Linked DNA regions of Homo sapiens: all the other regions are linked to region 3. A link is a loop called in an ENCODE intact Hi-C map of the cell type or tissue named here. Cell type or tissue: chondrocyte. All regions are shown on one strand.

Region 1 (8,000 bases), 190 kb after region 3:
AAAAATACAAAGAATAAATAAGACCTAATATTTGATAGCACAACAGTGTGACTACTGTCAATAATCATTTAATTGTACATTTAAAAATAACTATAATTGCATTGTTTGTAACACAAAAGATAAATGCTTGAGGGGATGAATACTCCGATTCTTCATTATGTGATTATTATGCATTGCATGCCTGTATCAAAACATCTCATGTACCCCATAAATATACACACCTACTATGTACCCACAAAAATTAAAAATAAAAAAATTAGGCCAGGCACGGTGGCTCATACCTGTAATCCCAGCACTTTGGGAGACTGAGGCAGGTGAATCACGAGGTCAGGAGTTCGAGATCAGCCTGGCCAACATGGTGAAATCCCGTCTCTACTAAAAAATACAAAAGATTAGTTGGGTGTGGTGGTGGGCACCTGTAATCCCAGCTACTTGGGAGGCTGAAGCAGGAGAATTGCTTGAGCCCAGGAGACAGAGGTTACAGTGAGCCGAGATTGTGCCACTGCACTCCAGCCTGGGCGATGGAGCGAGACTCCGTCTCAAAAAGAAAACAAAACAAACAAACAAACAAACAAAATATTGAAAACCACAAACAAAAACCCAATGCGCCTGACTCTCCCGACATGTGAACCCACAGCGATGGACCTAGACTTCTCAAGGTTTCTCGACTCCTTTTATACCTGGTTCAACAGGTGGCTGCTTCTTTCTCACGTTGGGGACTCACACTTATGTGGTGGCCCTAGACCCCCAGCTCCCACGTGGGCCAGGTTTCCTCGTGATGTCCAAGGCCTCTTGAATTCTCCCCGTGCAGGGTGAGCAAAGACCTTGTCTGCTGAAGATAAAGTCTCCCAGGGGTGCTTGCTGAAGGAGGGAGAGAGACTTCCAGTTTGCTAGCAGGTGACAAGGGAGACATGTCTGCTCTCCTGAGGGGAGAAGGGGAAGAGGGAGAATGGCCAATGGAGGTGCGGGAGGGGCAGCTATTCCTCGGGGCCCACAAGCCTAGAAGGACAACTTGTGTCTTCTTGGCTGGGACTGCTCCCTTCTCCACCAGCCCCTCAAAGGGAAAGGGCAGAGCTTGTTTTCCTGGGACTATGGAGTAGACTACAGGCAGCCCGTAGCAGGGAGGTCGGCCCTGCTTTCCTCTGGGTTCTCTGGGACGTAAGAGCCTGAGCACCAGACACAGCCCCTGCCATGTTGCTGCCTGAGTGTCTCCATGAAGTGCTTCTTCTCGGCCATGCTTAAGGGGCTCCAACACTGTGTTCCCTGCAGCCTTATCCCCAACTGGGGTGAGCCACCACCCATAGAGTGGTAGGTAGGGGGGGTCCCAGCTCCCAACTCCCAAGCCCCAGGCTACTGCTTATGGCTGCCCTCAAGGTAGAGGGTGAGGGAGGGTCCTTGCGAGGTGTCCTGGCCATGAGGAGCAGAGAGGAAGCAGGGGAGTGGGGTGACCGTGCTGAAACAGGTTGAAGCACACACAGCTGCCGTCCAGAGAGGGAGGTCTGTCAGAGCCCCAGACAAGTGAGGGTTAAAAGTGCATGTATTTCTGAGCAATTCTTAGCATTAGGAAGAGGAATTAGCTCCCTGATTCCTTTCCTGGATGCTTATTTCTACTGCTCATGGATGGGGTGTGTGTGTTTGTGACTGGGCGGGGGGGGCGGCATGAGACCATCAGGTGTTTGTGATGCACCCCCGGGCAGGGGTGAGAACAGCCCTGCACAGACAATGGACACGGTGGCCTCTGTTCCAGGTGAGCATGTCTACGGTCCTAAGAGAACTGCAGGTGCCAGCTCAGGCTGCCTCACATGATACCACAGGCTGGGGGCTCAAATGGCAGACATTCATTCTCTCACTGTTCTGAAGGCTGAAGATCTAGGTGCTGTCAAATCTGGTTTCTGATGAAGGCCTGCTTCCTGGCTTGTGGACACTGTGTCCTCACATGGCCTTTCCTCTGTGCTTATGTGGAGAGAGAAAGAGAGAGAGAGAGAGAGAGAGAAGAGAGCGAGCGAGCGCAGCACCGTGCATCTGTTCCTCTTCTTCTAAGGATGCATCGTCATATTGAATCAGGGACTTACTTATGACCTCATTTCAAAAGTGTGAGTCTCTAATCCAATATGTCCTTCCAAGTGCCATTTATAAGCCATATCGGGATTTAGGGCATCAACATATGAACTACGGGCACATGATCCTGTCCATAACAAGAATCCTGGGTGGTTGGGAGTCATCAGTGCCTAGAAACCCTGGGTCCAGCGGTGGGTCTGGCAGCAAGAGCAGTGTCCTGCTGTGGGACCCGCCCCTAGGCGCAGGCCCCTGCCGTTATATTCAGTCCTCATGGCACTCTGTGTCCAGTGTCTTCACGGTTGAAGTGGATCCATGGAGAAATTGGGAAGACTTCACGTGAAATGACTGAGAATTTGGGAAATGTCGCTATGAAAACAAGTTAAGAGTGGGGTGGTAGAGGGCACCCCTGGCAATGTCCTCAAGTATACAAAGTGCAGGCGCTGTTAATCTCCAAGAGAAAATGGAGTTCCATCACAACCAAAATAACTGGACGCAGGATAAGAGACACCTGTCCTCAAGGCGAGGGTTCCCGGACCCCAGGTGGGCTGCGCTGGACCCCAGGTGGAGACGGGCACAGCGGCTCCCAGGGGTACAAATCTTCCTTGCCTGAAGCAGTCCCTGCCGGTCCTGGAGTGGTCCGTGACACCTGGTCAGGATCTTTGCAGTTGGACAAATGTGTGAATTTGGATACAAGCAATGCAGAAAAACAGGTATCTACTGATCTGGCTTCTTTCTTTCATTTTAGTAATAAAATTTATTTGGTAATCAGTTACTTATCAATTACAGGACATTTGGGAAATAAACATAATCTGCCACCCCGCCACTCAGGGTTGGCTGTTGCCGCTGGCTGTGTATTTTCTTTTCCCTCCGGTTGGATTTCAGGTTGGGAAGTCCGGTCCGGCTGGTCAGCCAGGAGCCGCCGGCCCGGCCTACCAACTGCTCCACACTGCCCCCTCGTGGTCATCTGCTAGGCAGCAGGCTCCGACCTCCGGAAGGCTGGGCGCTCAGCCCCATCTCCTGACTTCCTTAGGGCACAGGAACTGGTGGAGCTCAGCCTCGACTGGGGCTCAGACATTGTCCACAGGCCTTTCTGAGCAACCTGGACTCCATACAGGGAACTGATTCACGGGGAAAGGGCTGGCCACGTTCAAGGATGCCCAGGCCATCTGGGGAGCAGTGGATGGAGCAGGGGACCTTGAAGTTGGAGAAGTAGGCGCTGGTGGGCGGCCTACATCTTTGTCTATGTGACAGCCACTCTGCTCCCCGCCCAGGAACTTGCAAAGGATGAACTGGACATGGGGATCACAGGAAAGTCTCGATTTCTTGCTGATTAAGTGGGTGGGTTGTCAGAACACCAAAATATGGGGGCACGCTGGCCAATGTAAAACGTTTGTCCTCCCAGAGGCACACTGGTGGCCTCTCTGCCCTTTCCTCCTGTCTTCACTACCCCACTGATGCCGCCTTTCATAACCCGAGACTCTGACACTGCAGCATGTGGTTTGGCTGATCTTGACTTTCTCAGCAGGAGATGGAACTCAGCTAAACATGGCTCTCTTGGTTGCGGGAGGCCCCTGCAATCCGGAATGCCTGAAGGACGGGGGGCTTCCTGACCTCTTCTAGTTACAGGACCCACGGGGTGGAGTCAGGTGTGGCCTGACTAGGGATTGGGTGCTGTGGCAGGACTCATTTCTGCAGCTTCAGGGCTGGCTTCTTGCTGGGACAGACTCCCTCCTGGCAGCAGCTGGTCACAGAGGTAGCTTTGGTCCCCATTGAGCTTATTCAAGTCCAGTGGAGGTGGGGCTGGTTGTGACAGCCTCCTGATGCTTAAGCCAAACGCTCAGAATTAAGTCTACTTCCTGCTGTCACATGCCCTCTGTGGAGTGTCACCAGGGCCAAGGAGACTGAATATGCTGCTGGGTAGGCTTGGGCCACACACCTCTTTTCTAGGGCTGGAGTTAGCAGCTCCTTCCCCAGAGTCTTATGACTGCGAGTCAAGGGAAAAATAAACTCCGCAATGAAAACCCGGGGTGAGAGAAGGGGGTGAGTGGGTTATGCAGGGTGGCCCCAAACAAATGTCCACCATATGGCTATCTCTTAACCTTCTGAGGGCTGGTAGCCAAATGAATTAAAAAATGATGGGAGGGCGCGGTGGCTCACGCCTGTAATCCCAGCAATTTTGGAGGCTGAGGAGGGTGGATCACGAGGTCAGGAGATCGAGACCCTCCTGACTAACACGGTGAAATCCTATCTCTACTAAAAAAAATAATAATGCAAAAAAATTAGCCGGGTGTGGTGGCACACGCCTGTAGTCCTAGCTACTCAGGAGGCTGAGGCAGGAGAATCGCTTGAACTGGGAGGCAGAGGTTGCAGTGAGCCAAGATCGCGCCATTGCACGCTAGCCTGGGTGACAGAGCAAGACTCCATCTCAAAAAAAAAAAATTCTTTTTTTTTTTTTTTTTGAGATGGAGTTTCACTCTTGTTGCCCAGGCTGGAGTACAGTGGTGAAATCTCAGCTCACTACAACTTCTACTTCCTGGGTTCAAGTGATTCTTCTGCCTCAGCCTCCCAAGTAGCTGGGATTACAGGCACCAGCCACCAGGCCTGGCTAATTTTTTGTATTTTTAGTAGAGATGGGATTTCACCATGTTGGCCAGGCTGGTGTCGAACTCCTGACCTCAGGTGATCCACCTGCCTCGGTCTTCCAAAGTGCTAGGATTACCTTGCCTGGCCAAAATTGATCATTTCTTTCCCACTAAATTTAAAGAACATAGATGTCAGCCAACAGTGGTGGGAGCTTCTCTCTTTTTTTTTCTCTTCTTGTTAAATTTTAAAGAGATTTTATTCTTTACTTTTTAAACTTGATTTTGAAATAAGTTGGAACTTAAAGTTGCAAAAACAGTACAAAAATTTTCTGTATGCCTTACCCCAGTTTCCCCAGTGTTTACACCTCACATAATTATGTTAAGATAGTCAATCCCAGGGACTTAGCATTGATGCAGTACTGTTAACGAATCCACCCATGCTCTTCAGATTTCATCCATGGCCCCACTGATGTCTTTCTCTGATCCAGGACCCAGTCCAATATCTCATGCTGTATTTAAGTCATCAAATGTCCTTGGTCTCTTTTAGTCTGGAATGGTTCCACAACTTTTCTTTGTCTCTAATGACCTTCAGACTTTTTTTAAAGAGTACTGGCCATGATTTTGTGGCACGTTCCTCCTGATTAAATGTAGCTTATGCATTATTTTTTGCAAGAATATCATAAGAGTGACGTGGTATCCTCCTCAGTGTGTGGTATCAGAGGGCACATAAGGCCAGTATGTGGCATGACTGATGATGCTAACCCGGCTCACCTGGTGAAGGTGCTGTGTGCAGCTTTCTCCTCGGGGCAGTTGCTATTTTTCCCTATGTAATTAATCTGTATCTCCATACCGGCCTTTTCATGCACTGACTCACAGTGTCTGCCAAGTTAAGTCTTTTAGCTGCTGTCCCAGCCACTGCCTTGGAAGGAGCTTCTGTCTGCAGCTACCCACTGCAAGAAATGGGCGAAGCCTATTTGGAGCTTCACTGAAACCAAGAGGACAAAGCTGGCTGGGGGTCCACAAGGAGTTCCTCATCAATGACCTCCAACACCCAGTGTGTCCAAAGACAAAGGCAATGCTACCACTTTTGGGGGGAGTTTGGCAATAGTGAGCATGAGTAATTTTAAATGAAGCAACCACTTTTTCTTTTTTTTTTTTGAGATGGAGTTTCGCTCTTGTTGCCCAGGCTGCAGGAGTGCAATGGCGTGATCTCAGCTCACCACAACCTCTGCCTCGTAGGTTCAAGCGATTCTCCCGCCTCAGCCGCCTCAGCCTCCCGAGTAGCTGCAATTACAGGCATGCGCCTGCATGTGCCACCATGCCTGGCTAATTTTGTATTTTTAGTGGAGACGGGGTTTCTCCATGTTCGTCAGGCTGGTCTCAAACACCCGACCTCAGGTGATCCGCCCACCTCGGCCTCCCAAAGTGTTGGGATTACAGGCGTGAGCCACTGCACCCGGCTGCAACCACTTTCTTAACCCATTTATTTGTGACTGTGTTGTTTCCAGATCAGTAAGAACATATTGTGGAATGGACTTTGCTGCACATAAGTACTTGCTGATGTCTATGCTTTTCTCTACAGTTGAGAAGGTTCTGTTTTTCAAGGTGAGCCTAACCATGGGCAAGATGACCACATTTGTGGCCGGTTCTGGTGGCTGCAGCCCATGGAGAGGAGTGGTTTTGGCACATCTCCTTATGGACTTCGGCTTCCTCTCCTGTCACCACTCCCCACCCCAGAGCTCATTCGGGGTTCTCATTCACTACTTCTGTCATTCCTCACCTGGCTTCTGGAAGAATATTTGAGTTGCAGGAGGTTTTGCTACTCTCTAGTCCTATATTTGTACAAAGAAATGGAATTTTGTTTGGGAAGGGGAGGATGTTCTTCATTAGAAAAGCAGTCTAGACCTGGGTGCAGTGGCTCACGCCTGTAATCCCAGCACTTTGTGAGGCCGAGGTGGGCGGATCACGAGGTCAGACCATCCTGGCTAACACGGTGAAACCCTGTCTCTGCTAAAAATACAAAAAATTAGCTGGGCATGGTGGCGGGCGCCTGTAGTCCCAGCTACTCGGGAGGCTGAGGCAGGAGAATGGTGTGAACCCGGGAGGCGGAGCTTGCAGTGAGCCGAGATCGCACCACTGCACTCCAGCCTGGGCGACAGAGAGAGACTTCATCTCAAAAAAATAAAAAAATGAAAAAAAAGAAAAGCAGTCTAAGTTGGGAGATTGCACCATTAGCAAGTATTAAGCACTATTTGCTGCATAGCAAAATATCTCAAAACTTAGAGGCTTAAAACAATCCTTCCTTCCTTCCTTCCTTTCTTCCTTCCTTCCTTCCTCCCTCCTCCCCTCCCTCCCTCCCTCTCTCTCTTTCTTTCTTTCTTCTTTCTTTCTTCTTTTGACAGTCTTGCTCTGTCACCCAGGGTGGAGCACAGTGGCACGATCTTGGCTCACTGCAACCTCCACCTCCTGGGTTCAAGCAATTCTTGTGCCTTAGCCTCCTGAGTAGCTGGGATTACAGATATGTGCCCCACACCCAGCTAATTTTTGTATTTTTAGTAGAGATGGGGCTTTGCCATGTTGGCCAGGCTGGTCTCGAACTCCTGACCTCAAGGGATCCTCCCGCCTTGGCCTCCCAAAGTGCTGGGATTACAGGTATGAGCCACTGAGCCTGGCCCAACGATACCCCTTTTCTTTGGTTTACTAGTCTAGGAGTTGGTTGGGCATTTCTTCTAGTTTGGGCCAGCTTGATGGTCTCTACTGGACAATTCCATGTGTCTGTGGCCAGTGGGCAGCCAGGCAGCTAGGACACCTTGATGCTGCTCTCTGTGGCCTCTTATCCCCTGGCAGGCCCGACTGGGCTCATTCCCATGGTGGTTTTGGGATTCTAAGCCTGTGCAGCACTGTTCAAGTCTCTGCTTCTGCGGCATTTGTTACCGCTGCACTGCAAACGTGGATGAAAGCCCTAATGCGTGGCATGCTCGTGGAGACCCACTCAGTGTTATCTTCTTAGTTCCTTTGGAATATCAGGGTTCACTCTTTCAGCAGGGCACAACTTCCAAGAGTGAGAGGGAATGTTCTCTGAATTCCTCCAATCCATAGCTCACTCTTCTTAGGTCGAGCAGGAATAATGGTATTTGACGCTGCATGGTAATCTGGCCCTAAAGTGGATTTCCATCACCCCGCTGGTCTCTGGTCAGCATCTGAGGGGTCTGACTGTTCACGGGTGACTCCACCCTACACAGACACCCCCGCTTTGGGGGCATGAAATCTTAGGATGGTGCTGAGATTGTGCTGCTCTGATGCTTTGGGATGAAAGCTAGACTTTGGTCGTGGTGGTGGTGGTTTATCATTGCTGTGGAT
Region 2 (8,000 bases), 280 kb before region 3:
AAGACAGATTAGCAAGAGGAAAACGAAGAGAAGTTTGTTAACATATGCACCATGTATTCACATGGGAGCACTCAGAGATGAGTAACTCAAAGGAGTGGTTCCATCGTGGGTTTATGTGGCATCTTCATAAAGAACAATACATTTGCAGAGAAGTAATAAGACAAAGGAAAAAAACCTTTGAGTTTCTAGGGATGGCCAATCACGAGGGGGTAAATCTACAGGGAAGCTAATGGACAGTAAGTGCTAGTTAGCGGGGTTTGTTTGTCTAGGCTCTTTCTGGGTGCCATCTCATCTCCAGTGATAAGGTCATTATTCCCTTCTTGACACAGGAATGGGGAGGGACTTCTTTTCAAGGGGAATTTGTATTTTACTTTTCAGGCATAGAGAGGGAGGGCAAAGGGCTCATCCTGTGTCTGCTTTTTCTCAACTGCCTTTAGCTCAGAATAAATCCAATGCTACAGTGGCATGTTTTGGAGCATCATACTCTGAACCCCCAAACTCTGAACCCCTTCAAAAGCATACATTTTTTACTTTCTGCTAATGCTTATAGCTGAAGTAGTGTCAGCAATTAAACTCTTAGATCTAAGTATGCAATCTCCATCAATTTACCCGATGACTTTTTAGAAGTTGATGTCTGGGCCGGACGCAGTGGCTCACGCCTGTAATCCCAGAACTTTGGGAGGCTGAGGCGGGTGGATCACCTGATGTCAGCAGTTCAAGACCAGCCTGGCCAACATGGCGAAACCCTGTCTATTAAAAATACAAAAACTAGCTGGGCGTAGTGGCACATGCCTGTAATCCCAGCTACTCAGGAGGCTGAGGCAGGAGAATCACTTGAACCCAGGAGTCAGAGGTTGCAGTGAGCCGAGATTGTGCCATTGTACTCCAGCCCGGGCAACAGAGTGAGGCTCTGTCTCAAAAAAAAAAAAAAAGAAATTGATGTCTATTATCCAAGACAGCATGAATCCAAACTCAGTGTTTTTTTTTTTAGAAAAATCAGAATCTATTTTTAGTATGAACCTTCTCAGTTTTTACATGTTGACAATTATTTGCCTTTTTTCAAAAGCACAGTGCATGACAAAACTAAATGAGGCTCAATATGCAGTGTTCCCTTTATCTCTTCTCACTGCAGCTGAAGTGGGACAGAAAGATGAGCGACTGCTGCCCAGAAGCCTCACCTATCCATGGAGTCCCAGGAAGCTTAGAGGAAGGGCCCCTGACCATGGCTTATCTGGGAAGCTGATGACATAGCTGGAGATTCTCCGGTTATCCTTCTGGCCAGCCTCATAACAGGATAGATTTTCTTCATATAATTTTAGGAACTTCATGTAATTTTAGGTCATCAGCTTAAACCTGAGCTTGATGAAAGCTTTCTGAAGTGGTTCATAAAATACCTGTAAAAATATAAAGTATATAAAGCACCATGGTGCTGCTCAGAGAATCTGCATCCTGGATACACTTAGATGCTGGTTGGGGCAGGCAGCTCCACATAGACAGCACAGCACTGACAGCTGCATGCTCCGTGAGTCCTTCCATCTTCCATCTTCCTCCTCTTTCCTCATATTTCCACGTGCATCAGAGGTTCAGAGGTTCTTTTTTTTTTTTGGAGTCTCGGTCTGTCCCCCAGGCTGGAGTGCAATGGCACAATCTGGGCTCACTGCAACCTTTGTCTCCCGGGTTCAAGTGATTCTCCTGCCTCAGCCTCCCAAGTAGCTGGAATTATAGGTGCGCACTACCGCACCCTGCTAATTTTTGTATTTTTAGCAGAGACGGGGTTTTACCATGTTGGCCAGGGTGGTCTTGAACTCCTGACCTCAGGTGATCTGCCCACCTCGGCCTCCCAAATTACTGGGATTACAGGCGTGAGCCATCGAGCCCAGCCCAATTAAAAAAAATTTTTTTAAATAGAAACAGGGTCTCACTTTGTTGCCCAGGCAGGTCTCAAACTCCTAAGCTCAAGCAATCCTCTTTCCCCAGCTTCCCAAAGTGTTGAGATTACAGGTGTGAGCCACCACACCTGGCCTCATAATACACAGTGTTTTTGAGATTTATCAGTGTTGTTGTATGTATCATAGTTAATGATTTTTATTGCTCAGTGGTATTTTATTGTATCAACACACTCTAGTCAGTTTATCCATTTCAGTAGATATTTGGGTTGGTAGATATTTGAGTTGTTTCTGACATTGGTGTTTTTCAGTGCATAGTATGGAAAAGACTGATGTAGCAGAATTTTACAGAAACACGCACATGCACACACAGAAACCGCAGTAGTTTGTAACATGGTTCCCAATGGAAACTGATGAGAAGGATGGTTTTTTCAGTATTCTCCATATAGATACACAACAAGAGAGATCTGTAGTCATCTTTGCAGTGGTCTGTTACCCAGGGAGATATTTTATGCGGAAGAGTAGTTTTTTTTTTTTTAGACGGAGTCTGTCGCCCAGGCAGGAGTGCAGTGGCATGGTCTTGGCTCACTGCAACCTCTGCCTCTAGGGTTCAAGCAATTCTGCTGCCTCAGCCTCCCAAGTAGCTGGGATTACAGGCACGTACCACCACGCCTTATAACTGGGGCCAGAAGTTTGAGAACAGCCTGGCCAACGTGGTGAAACCCCATCTCTACTATAAATACAAAAATTAGCTGGGTGTGGTGGCGGGTGCCTCTAATCCCAGCCACTCCGGAGGCTGAGGTAGGAGAATCGCTTGAATCCGGGAGGCAGAGGTTGCAATGAGCTGAGATTGTGCCATTGCACTCCAGCCTGGGCAACAAGAGCCACATTCCACCTCAATAAAAAATTAATAAAATAAGATAAATAAACAAATAATACATGGAAGACAAAATAGAGAAAACTCAATAAAATTACAAATTGGTTTTTTGAAAAGATCAAAATTGATGAATCCTTAGACTAAGAAAAAAAGAGAAAAGGCTTAAATAATTAAAATCAGACGTGAAAGAGGAGACATTACAACTAATGCCACAGAAATAAAAACAATTATGAGAGACTACTATGAATAATTATAAACCAACAAAATGGATAATCTTGGTAGCTTACAAACACGCAATCTACCAAGTCTGAATCATAAAGAAATAGAAAATCTAAAGAGACCTAAAACTAGTAAGGAGATTGAATCAATAATCAAAAACCTCTCAACAAAGAAAAGCCCAGGACCAGATGACTTCACTGGAGAATTCTACCAAATATTTAAGGAAGAATTAATACCAATCCTCCTAAAACTCTTTCAAAAAATTAAAGAGGAGGGAGGGAACACTCCCAAACTCATATTTATGAGTGCAGCACTACCCTTATACCAAAGCCAAAGATACTACAAGAAAACTGCAGACCAATATCTTTAATGAGTATTGATGCAAAAATCATCAACAAAATACCAGCAAACTGAATTCAACAGCACATTAAAAGGATTACACGTCATGACCAAATGGGATTTATTCCTAGAATGCAATGTTGGTTCAAAATGCAAAAGTAAATCGACATCCAAAACCAGACTCTTGTTCTTGTCCCCAAACCTGCTTTCCAGCAGGATTCTCAGTCTCAGAAAGTGGCACCGCCATTCACGCTACTGCTCAGGCGAAACCTCTGCATCATCGACATCTGTGTTTGTTTCACACTCAATATTTAACCTGCTCGCAAATCCTTTCAGCGTTCTCTTCACATATATCCAAAACCCAGAATCTCTTCCCTTCGCCTCCATTGCTAGCCCTCAGGATGGCATCATTGTCTACTCTTCTGCTCTTGGCTATTTGCGTAACAGACAGAGTAATTCTTTCAAAATCTGAATGTGATTGTGATACTCTTCTGCTCAAAACTGCCCAGTAGCTTCCCATCACACTTAGAAAAATTCGGGGTCCTCACTGTGGCCAACATAATGTTCCATGACCTGGTCATGGCTTCCACTTCAGCCCCCATCAGCAACGCCTCACTCCCTCATTCTACTTTCGGGCACCACCTCCTCCCACAGCCTGGAAAATGCCCCATGTGCTTCTACTTCAGGACCTTTGTATTTGCTGTTCCCTCTGCTGAATGATCCTCCTAGATCTCCACATTTGCTGATCCTAGGCCTGAAAATTTCCTCCCAGACATCTACATGGCTCAATGCCTACACTACATTCAGAAATAGCTAGCAGAAAGGTCTTTCATGACCACCCTGTATAAAACAGCACCCCATCAGTATCTCTGCATTTTATATGTTAAATTTTTCTTTGATATCATCCCCTGATGTTACTTATTGTACCTATCATTTTATTTATTTATTTATTTTTGAGACGGAGTTTCGTTCTGTCTCCGGCTGGAGTGCAGTGGCGCGATCTCGGCTCACTGCAACCTCCGCCTCCCACGTTCAAGTGATTCTCCTGCCTCAGCCTCCTGAGTAGCTGGGATTACAGGTATGAGCCACCATGCCCGGCTAATTTTTGTATTTTTAATAGAGACGGGGTTTAGCCATGTTGGCCAGGCTGGTCTTGAACCCCTGACCTCAGGCGATCTACCCGCCTCGGCCTCCCAAAGTGTTGGGATTATAGGCGTGAACCACTGTGCCCAGCCTAATGTACCCATTATTAAGTGAGACTATAGGGTACAGAAAATACATTTTGCCTGTGTCGATATATTTCTGTAGTGTCTGAAAAAAAAGTGCCTGACGCTTAGTATATGCCGGACCAATTACTTTAATGAGAGGATGGCTTTCTCTTTCCCATCTTTTACCACACTGGGCGTGGACTAAGCAAACGGGGGAAAATGCAGTAGTCAGAGGCAGCAGCAGATGGCACTGTAAAGAAAGGTGAGCATTAGATTTTGGACAAAATTGAGTAGTCTGTAGAAACCACGTGTAAAAAGCAAATGAGGCTTGCTGTAAGACATCACCATTCCCCTAGCCAGTCTCTCACCCTTAAACTGCAGGAAATCCTGGTGTGAAAGGTTAGTGCCAGTGACCAGGAAAGCTGAGCCGCTCAATTTCCCATAACCACATCAAAGCAGGGGCATGGTTAATAATATTATCAACCTTTCTTACCTTGATGCTCTATAAGGAAATAGCTAACACATGTTAATAAGAGTTGCCTTGAAAAGATCTTGTCCTAAGAATGCTGCAAAGCCCCTGTGAATGTGGAAATGGAGCGAGAGGATGGTGCAGGCATTTTGGCAGCATAGGTACCTTAGAGTCCTTCTTAAAAATGAAGGTGTTGACATCTTGATTCAGTTTTGAAAACTTTTTATGGTTAGTCTCCTTTGGGGATAAGTGAAAAGAGTGTGTTTTTGGGATAAGACTCTTTTCCTTTGTAAAGCCATTGTTTTAGAGTATCTGGAAACAATTCTGTGTGCTTTTTCCAGGTGGGAAACAATGGGGTGAGGGGTGGGGGTCATGCACAAACACTTATTTTTTAAAAGACTCCCCTCGCATGCAACACTTCTTGGGAAGCCACTGCATAGTTTTCTCCAAAAAAAGTGAATGTGTAAAGCAACAAAAAGAAATACACTGGAGCTAAGAAAAAAGGATTTGGAAAGAGAGTCAAATCCTCATTTTCATACTAAAACACAGTAAATGATATCTGAGATAGAATAATCAAGAAATAGCAATATAAGTATGTTATTTAGCAATATGGAGACTAAGACCAAGAGAACCAGCTAAGAGAGCTAAAATTACTACTTTGCTGTGGTGGCCAAGTGTCCAGGCTTGCTCAGGACTGTCAGTCCCACACTCTGGAAAAGTCCTCAGTCCTAGGATACAAGACATCTCAGTTTTTCATGATGGATGAGGAAAGTTGAGGGAAAAGTACAAAACTCATAGAGCATCCTAAAAAATAGGGGCTGAGTACAGCACAGATCCCCTGCTACCATGGCCATTGCCCACTGATGTTGGCACCCACGACTTGGGGTTCCCTGCAATGGGGCATTAAGTGAGGAGCGAGTGAGGTGACTGATGTGACTTAAGGGTACAGCAGTTCAGGGAAGTATTAAGAAAAATGAAACAGAAAGAGTAAAAATATCCCACTGTCTCATGGTACAGAAAAAAGATGTCATTGTTGTTTTCAACTAAATATAGGTAGTCTCTCTTTAGTTAGTCCTATTGTACATTCTCCTTGTTAAAACATTCACATGTATCTTGAGAATACACAATTATATGACCTACAAAATTTATTAAATGTAATAAAGAGTAAAATAAGTTGTCAGAGAATAAAAAAATTATGAAAATATTGTTATATTTTCCTCACACATATTTTTTGTTTAATCAGCCCTACTACTAATTGCCACTGTTAACTAGTTCTATTGTTTTTGTTTAAATAATAAATTCATCATTTCACTTTGTTTAAATGATAGCATTTATGTAACAGAAAAGTAAATAATATGTATCATTTCAAATAAACACCAATTTTTCTCATCTTACATAACATAAAGTTTAAGTAACCCAGGTTAGCACTCTAATAATCTGGTTGCCCTCATCTGGGGAGGGAACAGAGGGACAGGAGAAATGGGAGATAACTTGTTTTCCTTTTCTAGTATGTATATAAATTATTTCATTTAAACTTAAAAATTTTAAGTGTACCATGGTTTAAGAAGGAAAATCTCTAGAACTGTTGTCACTAAAAGTACTGTATACTTCAAAATATGAAAAACGCAGACAAAGTGAGTTAAAATGAATTTGCTGAAAGACTAAGATGAAGGTAGTAGTCAAAGCTAGAAAATAAAAATAGAGTCTGCTGAAATAAGGAGAGGAAAGGATTAGTAAATATAAGAACAGAAATCAGAGAAAGAGAAACCAACAAACCAAGCGGACAAACCAAAATGAAAGACGATTCTTTAAAATGACTGATTAACTCATGGGAAAATCTGACATGAAAATTAATTAGCTGATAAACTAAAAATTGATACATTTGACTTAAAGTTAAAAAATTGAGTACTACAGAAGACATGCTAGACAAACTAAATATAGGAGACATATTGAGAGGTGAAGGGAGCAGGACTTCCTGGGTTGAGTGGGGACTTGGAGAACTTTTCTGTAGCTAGCTAGAAGTTTGTAAAATGCACCAATCAGTGCTCCGTAAAAATGCACCAATCAGTGCTCAGTAGCTAGCTAGAGGTTTGTAAACTGGACCAATCATCACCCTGTAAAATGGACCAATCAGCACTCTGTAAAATGGACCAATCAGCAGGACATGGGCGTGGAAAATAAGGGAATAAAAGCTCGGCCACCCCAGCCAGTAGTTGTAATCCAGTCCCCTTCCACCCTCTGGACTGTTTGTTCTTTTGCTCCTCACAATAAATTTTGCTGCTGCTCTCTCTTTGGGTCAGTGCCACCTTTAAGAGTTGTAACACTCACCATGAAGGTCCACGGCTTCATTCTTGAAGTCAGTGAGATCACGAACCCACCCAAAGGAACCAACTCCGGATGCAATATCGAGAAATAGATTTGCAACAGCAACAATAAGCAAAAGCTTGGTATAAAAAGATCTGAAGAATTCTTACACATCAATTGGACAAAAGCAGTCCAACGGACAAAACAGACATTTTAATCTTAAAAGAAGAAAACTCATGGCTCAATAATTGAATAGACATTAAACCTCACTAATAATTGGGGAAATACAAAATGAAACAAAAGGAGATCCATTCAAACTCATAAGACTAGCAAAGTATTTTAAAGGAATTTAGTATATCAAATGATGTCTGGAATATGAAAAAGCAGAAATTCTCATTTTGCTAGTGGAAGAACCACTCAAAAGAGTAGTTTGGCAACATATAGAGGAGTTAGAAACATCTTTTCCTTATGACCAAGAAAACACCTGAAAAAAAACTTGCACATGTGTACCAAAAGATGTGCACAAAAATGTGTTCATAGCAGCAGTGCTATTCATAAGAGGGAAAAGCCCCAGGGACATGCAAAAATGTCTAAAAGAAGAAACAGATGAATAAATTATAGTCATATAGTAGAATATTTCAGTAAATAAGAGAAATGATCCAGAACCATGTGTATCAACATGCATACATTTTACACAA
Region 3 (8,000 bases):
GATTCAGCACTAACATCCTAAGAACTAGGGCATTCTTGTAAATAGCCACTGTCACACTGAAAAATCTAATGATGATACAATAATACTGTCTAATATATAGTCCATATATAACTACAAAGTTCCCCAGTTGTCCCTCAAATCTCTCTCACAGCTTTTTTGCCTTCAATGCAGTGCTGCATCAGGGGTCACTTAATGGACCAACCCAGTTGTGTTATCTGTCTGGACCAATTCCCTAGCTTGACTTTTTTTAGAGTGTAGTGCAGGGAAATTGTTTTGCTGAATGTCTTCCAACCTGGATTTTTCTTATTTTTTTTTCCAACTTTGATTAGATTCACTTAAACATTTTTGGCAGCTATACATGGGTAATATAAAAACCCATTTGTGACATTCTAATGAGCTAATTAGCAAGGCCTTAGATGCAGCTGAGATATGTACCACTCTAGAGTGTGACCTTTACTGATATAGGGCTGGGTGACATTACTGGACTGTGCATTCTTTTATTTTTAATTTTTTTTTTTTGAGATGGAGTCTCACTCTTGTTGTCCAGGCTGGAGTGCAGTGGTGCAATCTCGGCTCACTGTAACCCCTGCCTCCTGGGTTCAAGCGATTCTCCTGCCTCAGCCTCCTAAATAGCTCGGATTACTGGTGCCTGCCACCACGGCTGGCTAATTTTTATATTTTTAGTAGAAATGGGGTTTCACCACGTTGGCCAGGCTGGTCTAGAACTCCTGACCTCAAGTGATCTGCCTGCCTCGGCCTCCCAAAGTGCTGGGATTACAGGCGTGAGCCATTGCAGCTGGCCGGCCTTTGTTTCATTTTAAAAAATTTTATTTATTTATTGTACAGTTGGGGTCTTGCTATGTTGCCCAGGCTGGTCCTGAACTCCTGGGCTCAAGCCATCCTACCACCTTGGCCTCCCAAAGTGCCGGTATTACAGGCATGAGCCACAATCCTGTGTATTTTTTTTTGAGATGGAGTTTGACTCCGTCACCCAGGCTGGAGTGCAGTGGCACAGTCTCGACTCACTGCAAACCCTGCCTCCTGGGTTCAAGCGATTCTCCTGCCTCAGTCTCTGGAGCAGCTGGGATTACAGGCGTGCACCACCACGCCTCGCTAATTTTTGTATTTTTAGCAGAGATGGGGTTTCACTGTGTTGGCCAGGCTGGTCTCAAACTCCTGACCTCAAGTGATCCACTTGCCTCGGCCTCCCAAAGTGCTGGGATTACAGGTGAGAGCCACTGTTCTTGGCCTTTTTAAAATTTTTTAAAATTTTATTTATTTTAGAGTTGGGGTCTTGCTATGTTGCCCAGGCTGGTCTCAAACTCCTGGGCTCAAGCCATCCTCCAGCCTCAGCCTCCCAAAGTGTTGGGATTACAGGTGTAAACCACAGTCCTGTGTATTCTCAATAGCTCCCAATGAGATCATCACCAGTGGCAAATTTTAAATCAGGGGTTGGGGATGGAGATGAAGGTGGGGCCACATATTTGACTTTGAAGACGTTTTCCGTGAATTTTGGAGGAGTGTGTGTGCTACTGGCATCTAGTGGGTGGAGGCCAGGGATGCTGTCAAACATCCTACAAAGCATGGAACAGACCCCACATGAAAGGATTATCCCATCCCAAAAGCCAACACTGCTGAGGTGGAGAAACCCAGGGATCTCGCCAATGAGATGAAATCTTCCAACCAGCAGACTTCTTGGCACCTACCTTCTTCCCATCCCTCTTTGTTTCGGAGATGACCCCACTGCAAGACATTAAACAGGCCAGGCGCGGTGGCTCACGCCTGTAATCCTAGCACTTCAGGAGGCCGAGGCCAGCGGATTGCTGGAGGCCAGGAGTTTGAGACCGGCCTGGCCAACATGGCGAAACCCCGTCTCTACTAAAAATATTTTTAAAAATTAGCTGGACATGGTGGTGCGCGCCTGTAATCCCAGCTACTCGGGAGGCTGAAATGTGAGGATTGCTTGAACCCAGGAAGCGGAGGTTGCAGTGGGCCGAGATCATGCCACTGCACTGCAGCCTGGGGAACAGAGTGAGACTCCGTCTAAAAAAACAAAAAAGACATTAAACACACAAATGAAAGTGAGTAATTTCTCAACACTTGGTAACTTGTAAGTACAGCGATACACTTTTATATCTCAGTTTTGAAATTAGCTCTCTAGTTGGCCTGTGAACGTCCCATGCCTGCCAAGTGTGTCATCTGAGACAAGCACTTCAATTTGTTTGAGCAGGCATCTATCAATCTTATTTGTTAGAAAAGGTGCCAGTGAAACCCCAAAGAGTATTGCTAACTAATAACTGTGCTGCAGTTTAGAGTGTTCAAGGTGCTTTCCAGTAACATGTTCTGGAATTTGATCTGACAACGCTTTGGGAGGCGGTTTATTACGATGAGGCTGCGCTGTCGCACTCGAGGAACCAGGTCAGTGACCTGCTCCAGGACACGGGACTGGCGGGGAGGGGAGAGCGCCTGGACTCAGCCTCCAAGTCTCGCACTCGACTCTGCAGGAGTAAAAACTATTCTTGATCCTACCTCTCTCCCTTCTGCAAACAAGCAACAAAATGCTGAAAAGGCATCTTAACTGAAACGGAAGTCAAATGAATTCGCGTGCGATCATGGGAATTTTTGGCTCCTAACCTTGCGAGTAGAGCTGGGTGAGTTCCATTTGTGGTGGGGGAGTGGAAACAGGTTTCTGGGCTTGCAGAAGCCACATCCCGTCCCCACACAACCTAGGACAGGCCAGGTACTTGTAGGTGAGGCTCCGGGGCTCCAGCTAACCTGAGCTACCTGGGCTGGGCTTTGTGCGGGGAGGCAGCAAGCGGGGTGAGCCGGCGACGACGCCGGCCTCTACGCAGTGCGGTGGTGAAGACGTCTCTTCCAGGGAGTCACAGGAAGCAAATCCATCCTTTTAAAGGGCTCGCGTCCCGCGGCCCTGAACCGGCGCGCTGGAGCAGTAATGCGACGTTCTCCGAGGTTCAAGGCTCACGGCCCAGCCCTGTGATCCAGTTTCCTCAGTCTTCGCGGTGTGCACCACTCAGGACGACTTGCGGCTTACGTCCAGGACAAAGGGGGCTTGTCCTTTCTTCAACGTCCTACTGCGCAAAAACGAAGCCCTTCTCAGGCTGCCTGCCTTCCAGGAAAAGCTGCGCCCCCTCAGGAACCTGTGCCCCGCGCGCCTGCCGCCGCCCATTCCCGGCGCGCACCTGGCAGTCCCGGGCTCGAGCCCCGCCCTGCCGCCAGCCAGGTGAGAGGGGCCAGGCCCCGCCCTCGCCGGCCCCGCCCCGCCCCACTGCGCCTGCGCAGTCGGCCGTCGGCGCCAGGCGCCGGGGCGGCGCGGCCGTCGCAGTTCGGCGGGCGCAGTGCGCGTGCGCCCTGACTGTTGGGGGGCGGGCGGCGTCCGCGGCGAGGGAGCGGGGGCGGGGAGGCGCCGTCTGGCTCAGGCTGGGGCCGGCGGGAGCGCGAACGAGCGACGGCGGAACCCGTGGGCCTGTGGACTGCAGCCTCGGCGGTCAGCAGGTGAGGCCCGCGCAGGGCGGGCGTGGGTCGTGAGGGAGTGCGGGCTGCGGGCGGGCCAGCGGTGCGGCGGTCTGCCCGGGGGCGCAGGTGAGCGCGGCCCGCGCGGGGCCCGGCGGAGCATTGTCCAGCGGGCGGCGCCCGCATAGCGCCCCCTGCCGGCTGGGCCGCGGCGGGGACCCGGGCTGGGCGGGCCTGGGCCTCGGGGCGGGCGCGCGCTCCTTTGTTCGCCGGCCCCTACTCCTCCGTGCCCCCATCCCCGCCGCCCCCCGCCAACATGGCCGCCACCCTCTCGTCCCCAGTTCCCCGGCCGCCGCCGGCCCCTTAGCGCGCGCTTTGTTTGGAGCCGGGCGGGGAGGCCGGCGGGCAGGGGGCGGCGGCGCTGCGCAGTCGGGCGCGGGGAGGGGGCGCTGCGCCAGAATGCAGGCGGGGAGGGGGAACGTTGCATAATCCCGGGCCGGCGACGGGGGCGGGGCGGGGGGAGGGGCGGGACCCCGGCGCGACGGGTCGGGTCACCCCGGGGACGCGGGCCTGCCCTGGGGCCACCCCTCCCAGGCCCGGGGGATGGCCGCGGACCTTGTAAGTTGCAGGCTCCGCGGTTCGCGGCGCCGGAACGCCCACCGGCCAGTCCTCGCGCCCGCGCAGCCCCTTTCCTGATGCGCCGTCTCTTCGCCGCCCTCCGTGGGGGCGCGGCGAACGGGTTGCGTGCTCTGGAGAGAGACAGGCACTTTTCCTCTCCATCGTGAGTGACCTTGGGTGTATTCGTCAAGGAATGTGTTGAAACGAATTGTGCGATGCGGGAACTGCGCAGCGCCTCGGGTTTGGCTTTCTCGAGCATTTTATTGCATTGATTGTGCGTTCTCGATTTTACAGAGGTTCGTTTTGAGTAATGGCTTCAGTAATGTCATCGTATACGCATTTCAAAGTTTGTTTATGGAATTGTTTTTACATTTATTCTCTTTTTACTTATAATTTTTGAATCAGATTTTGTGTTTTGGAGAGATTTTCCGTACGTGGTGGAAGTGTTTTCACTCATGGTAAATATGGATTGTTTGGCAATTTTATCACGTTAATCACAAAACAATACCAGGAACATTTAAATGTCTTAAAGGATTTCACTCTACATGACTTGTGCCAGAGACGACACACGTACCAAAACGCGATTACCTGTCTTAACTTTTTTTCTATTGGAATTTTCTGGAAGGAATTCCATGCAATCCGAAAGGATTAATGGAGGGTACAGTAATTGCTTTCTACATCGCTTTTGTTAAGCAGTGAAAATTAAACTTGGAGATTTATACCTGGATATACTGAGTTTTTTTTAACACTCTTTTGAAGTGAAATTTTGGAAAGGGCAGGTGAAATGAGGCTTCTTCCAACCTCCCCACTCTCCCCCCTCAGCTTTAGTTAAAAGGCAAACACCAAAATATTGTAGTACCTGGTAATTTACAGAACGTTCGTTATCAGATTTGATAATTATATATTAAGGTTGTAAAGAATGTGTATGCCAGAATTATAGGTAGTAGATCCTAGATTCTTAGGAAAAATAGTTTCTTTATAATCTTTTGAGTAGTGAAATGGTTACTTTTACAATGGTTATGAACTGGGTCAAGGCAAAAGGGCCACTATATGTCTTCAGTCATCTTTCTATGCCTGAAATCCAGGAAACAGTGAAAATGGATGTTCCCTGGAACAGCCATTGCGATGCCATATGTTGGTCATTGGTGTCCTTAAAGTGTATCTCAGATAATTGTGTGTCTCCCTTACTTGTGAACTGAGGGGTCACAATATTGATGTGCCTGATGTGTGCCCCTCTGCATTTCGTGGGTAGTGTCTCAAATTTGGCTATCATATTGATGAGAGTTACTAATTTGGTTTTAGCTGCCAGAGGTTTAGGTGGTTTTCACTTCCAGTGACTTACCTGATTGCACATAGTTACAACGTTACTGGTTGCACTCCTTCATTGCTAGCATCTTTTTTCTAGTATATTCGATATACATTCTTTTGGTTTATCCTTTAAAATATTTGCTGAGATAGCATTTAAATGTTAATGCTGTATTTATATTTGTTGGATGCTTAATTCAATGTGTCTTCTTTCCCTTTCCATGAATGAAAAGAAATTGGAAGAAGAGAATCAACTATTTCGTGCAAGTATTTTGTTCAGTTTAGAAGATGTTATGGTATTGTGAAAACAATATTCTGGAGTTAGACATGGAATCACAATGGCCTTCCAAGTCAGAACAGTCTGGGTTGAAATTGACTCCTTACTGGTCCAAAGCCACATAACTGATTCATCATGCAGCCTTTTTTTAAAAAAAGTTTTTTTTTAAAGCTACTCAAATATGTCAGTTTTATTTTCTCTGTACACACATTTGTTACTGAAAATTGCAAAAACAGCACATTGAAGGTCCTCTTATTGGAGTTCACATTTTTGAAAACCAGAAAATTTAATAATTATGCTCTTGCCAAACTACCCACTGTTTTCTTTATATTCTTGCCCCACAAGTTGCTTTACTTGAACTCTTGGGTTGGGCTTCATCTCACTGACTTCAGGCTTCTAACACACATAGGACACTTAGGACCTACTGGCTCTTTGGGTCACATCAGGGAGGAGAGCTGAAGTATGTTGAAGTTACTCAAATACATTCAAGCTACATAGATCTCTGATAAATTATTGGTGGTATGGTAGAAATGAAAATATACCCAAAAAAATCACAGAACTGTTTATTAAAATTATTGGTATACAGGCTCTTCTAACATAGATTAGCTTTCTCAACCTAATACATAAAATTACCAGCAAGAAAAAAAAAGTACAAGAATGACAGTTTATGGTTGAATTGGCTTGGTGTCATGATTCCCTGTTGTAGCATTCTCAGGCTATCTATGATAACAGAAACTGCAGCCACATTTGAATGGTTCCCTTCTTGATTCATTCTGAACTCTCCCTTTGGCCCAGTGTCTACTAGTTTTTCAAGCCAAGAACATCTGTTGAGTAACAGGTATCTCAATTTTGCCATACTTCCTTTCTGCATAGGTAGCAGCGTTCTTACTTCTACTCCTGAGGCAAGCCATCTCTGATGTCCTGGAAGGTCGTTTCTCTTCTATCCAGTTGTTGGGATGAATCTTCTGGTAGAAGGGAAGGGAATTTGGTACTAGGGTTGAAAGTCACGCTACTGAAGTTCTTTATTGACATCTCTGAGCAGAAGAGAGGCCCGAGTCGTCCTGGGGATTTTCTTCACTGAGCATTTGTGAAGATTCTGGGGTCAAGGTTGGGTTAAACTTTTGTGGTGGGTCCATCCGCGGTCTAGTCAACAGTACTAAGCTCTTCCTGCATCTTTGGGACCCAGCGGGAAGTGATGCCAGCTCTCAAATTGCTACAAGGTATCCTGGAAAGAAATCTATGACCCAGAAAGAGCCTGAAAACCCAAACTCCAGCAAATATTGGTGAAAGAGCCAACCCGCAAAGCCTTTTAAAACCTTGAATTCCTTACCTATAAACTGGGATAAAACCTATGGTGTAAGTCTGTTCTGAGAATTACATGAAATGGATTTATAGAGTTCTCAGTACAGTTCCTGAAATACAGCAGCTGACGCCAGTAGATGTTGATTTCCTTCTCCTTTCTACTTTTGAACTTAGCTGTAGTTATTAGCATTTTTTTAATGTTGAGGTAAACAGTTTCCTTAGTTGTGCATCAGTATTCAGTCCAATTTAATGTTAAATTATGTTTTTACTGGGAGCCTGTTCATGACCTTAAAATTGCCGTAAACCCTTTATAGAACAAGTCGTGTTTGGCTAAATATATAAACACAGATGTATCCTTACAGACTTTATAGTCTGATAGAGGAGATACACATGCATATAATGAGGGAATTCTGTGCTGAAGGTATCTGGGAAGAGAAGGTGATTCCATAGATTATCAGAATGGGAGAAGAAAGACATCTGGATGGAGGGGAAAGCAGGAACAGAGGCATGAGAGGAGTTAAAGAGGCCATCGGGGATTTCAATCCCAGCCAAAAGTTAGCCCCTTGTTACCTGTCTCCTCTCCTCTCCTCTCTTCTCCTTCCTTCCCTCCTTCCTTCCTTCTTTCCTTCCTTCCTTCCTTCCTCCCTCTTTTTCTACCTATCTACCTAGCTACTATTTTCTATCTATCCTCCTTTGTGAGTGTGTTTATGTATAGCAGGGGACGAGAACACCTACCTCATCAGGGGTGAGCTTAAATGAAGTAAAATGTTTCATAGGCTCCTGGTGTACAGTAAATGCCCAGTTGATATTGATGATGATGTCACCACTGCCTACACCACCTGTAGTTTCTTTCCTATGGCTGATCTGTCTAGGGATGAATTTGGGGGCCACCTTTTAAATTCTGCATGTAACATTAAGGTGGTTGGTGTTGAATTTGTAGGCAGAGGGAAACCATTGAAAGCAGGGGCAGGATTGGACCTGTGTTTTAGAACAGTATGAAAGGTGAGTTGGAGGAACCTGCCCATGT

What was found. Hi-C counts contacts between places; a loop is a spot of excess contacts. Peaks named below come from ENCODE experiments on the same cell type or tissue, not always from the same donor. Only the 100,000 strongest peaks of a DNase experiment are listed, where the experiment ranks them.
Region 1: a loop joins it to region 3, with 5 times the contacts of the local background. A loop is called at or near these places in 32 of 110 quality-filtered maps.
Region 2: it touches region 3 in a loop (11-fold over the local background); 16 of 110 quality-filtered maps call a loop at or near these places.

What each region holds. Positions count from the first base shown.
Region 1 is chr9:88,575,654-88,583,653 of GRCh38, forward strand. It overlaps a transcript of NXNL2 not described here. Among named protein-coding and RNA genes, the nearest start is that of NXNL2, 44 kb to the left of the region's middle. In chondrocyte, CTCF peaks have their summits at 3,020 (motif pointing left) and 3,260; a DNase peak (open chromatin) is centred at 3,045.
Region 2 is chr9:88,101,825-88,109,824 of GRCh38, forward strand. It overlaps LOC124902202 (a long non-coding RNA gene), which reads right to left. Exons shown (of 2, transcript XR_007061649.1): 2 at 4,661-4,779. Among named protein-coding and RNA genes, the nearest start is that of LINC03026, 28 kb to the left of the region's middle. In chondrocyte, CTCF peaks have their summits at 4,759 (motif pointing right) and 4,968; no DNase peak of the experiment used is centred here.
Region 3 is chr9:88,385,026-88,393,025 of GRCh38, forward strand. SPIN1 (spindlin 1) reads left to right here and starts at 3,419. Exons shown (of 6, transcript NM_006717.3): 1 at 3,419-3,513. LOC124902204 (a long non-coding RNA gene) reads right to left here and starts at 4,174. Exons shown (of 2, transcript XR_007061652.1): 1 at 4,087-4,174; 2 at 1-3,092. RefSeq lists an enhancer at 2,235-3,094 and a silencer at 3,172-4,071. In chondrocyte, CTCF peaks have their summits at 3,748 and 3,953; DNase peaks (open chromatin) are centred at 3,466 and 3,764.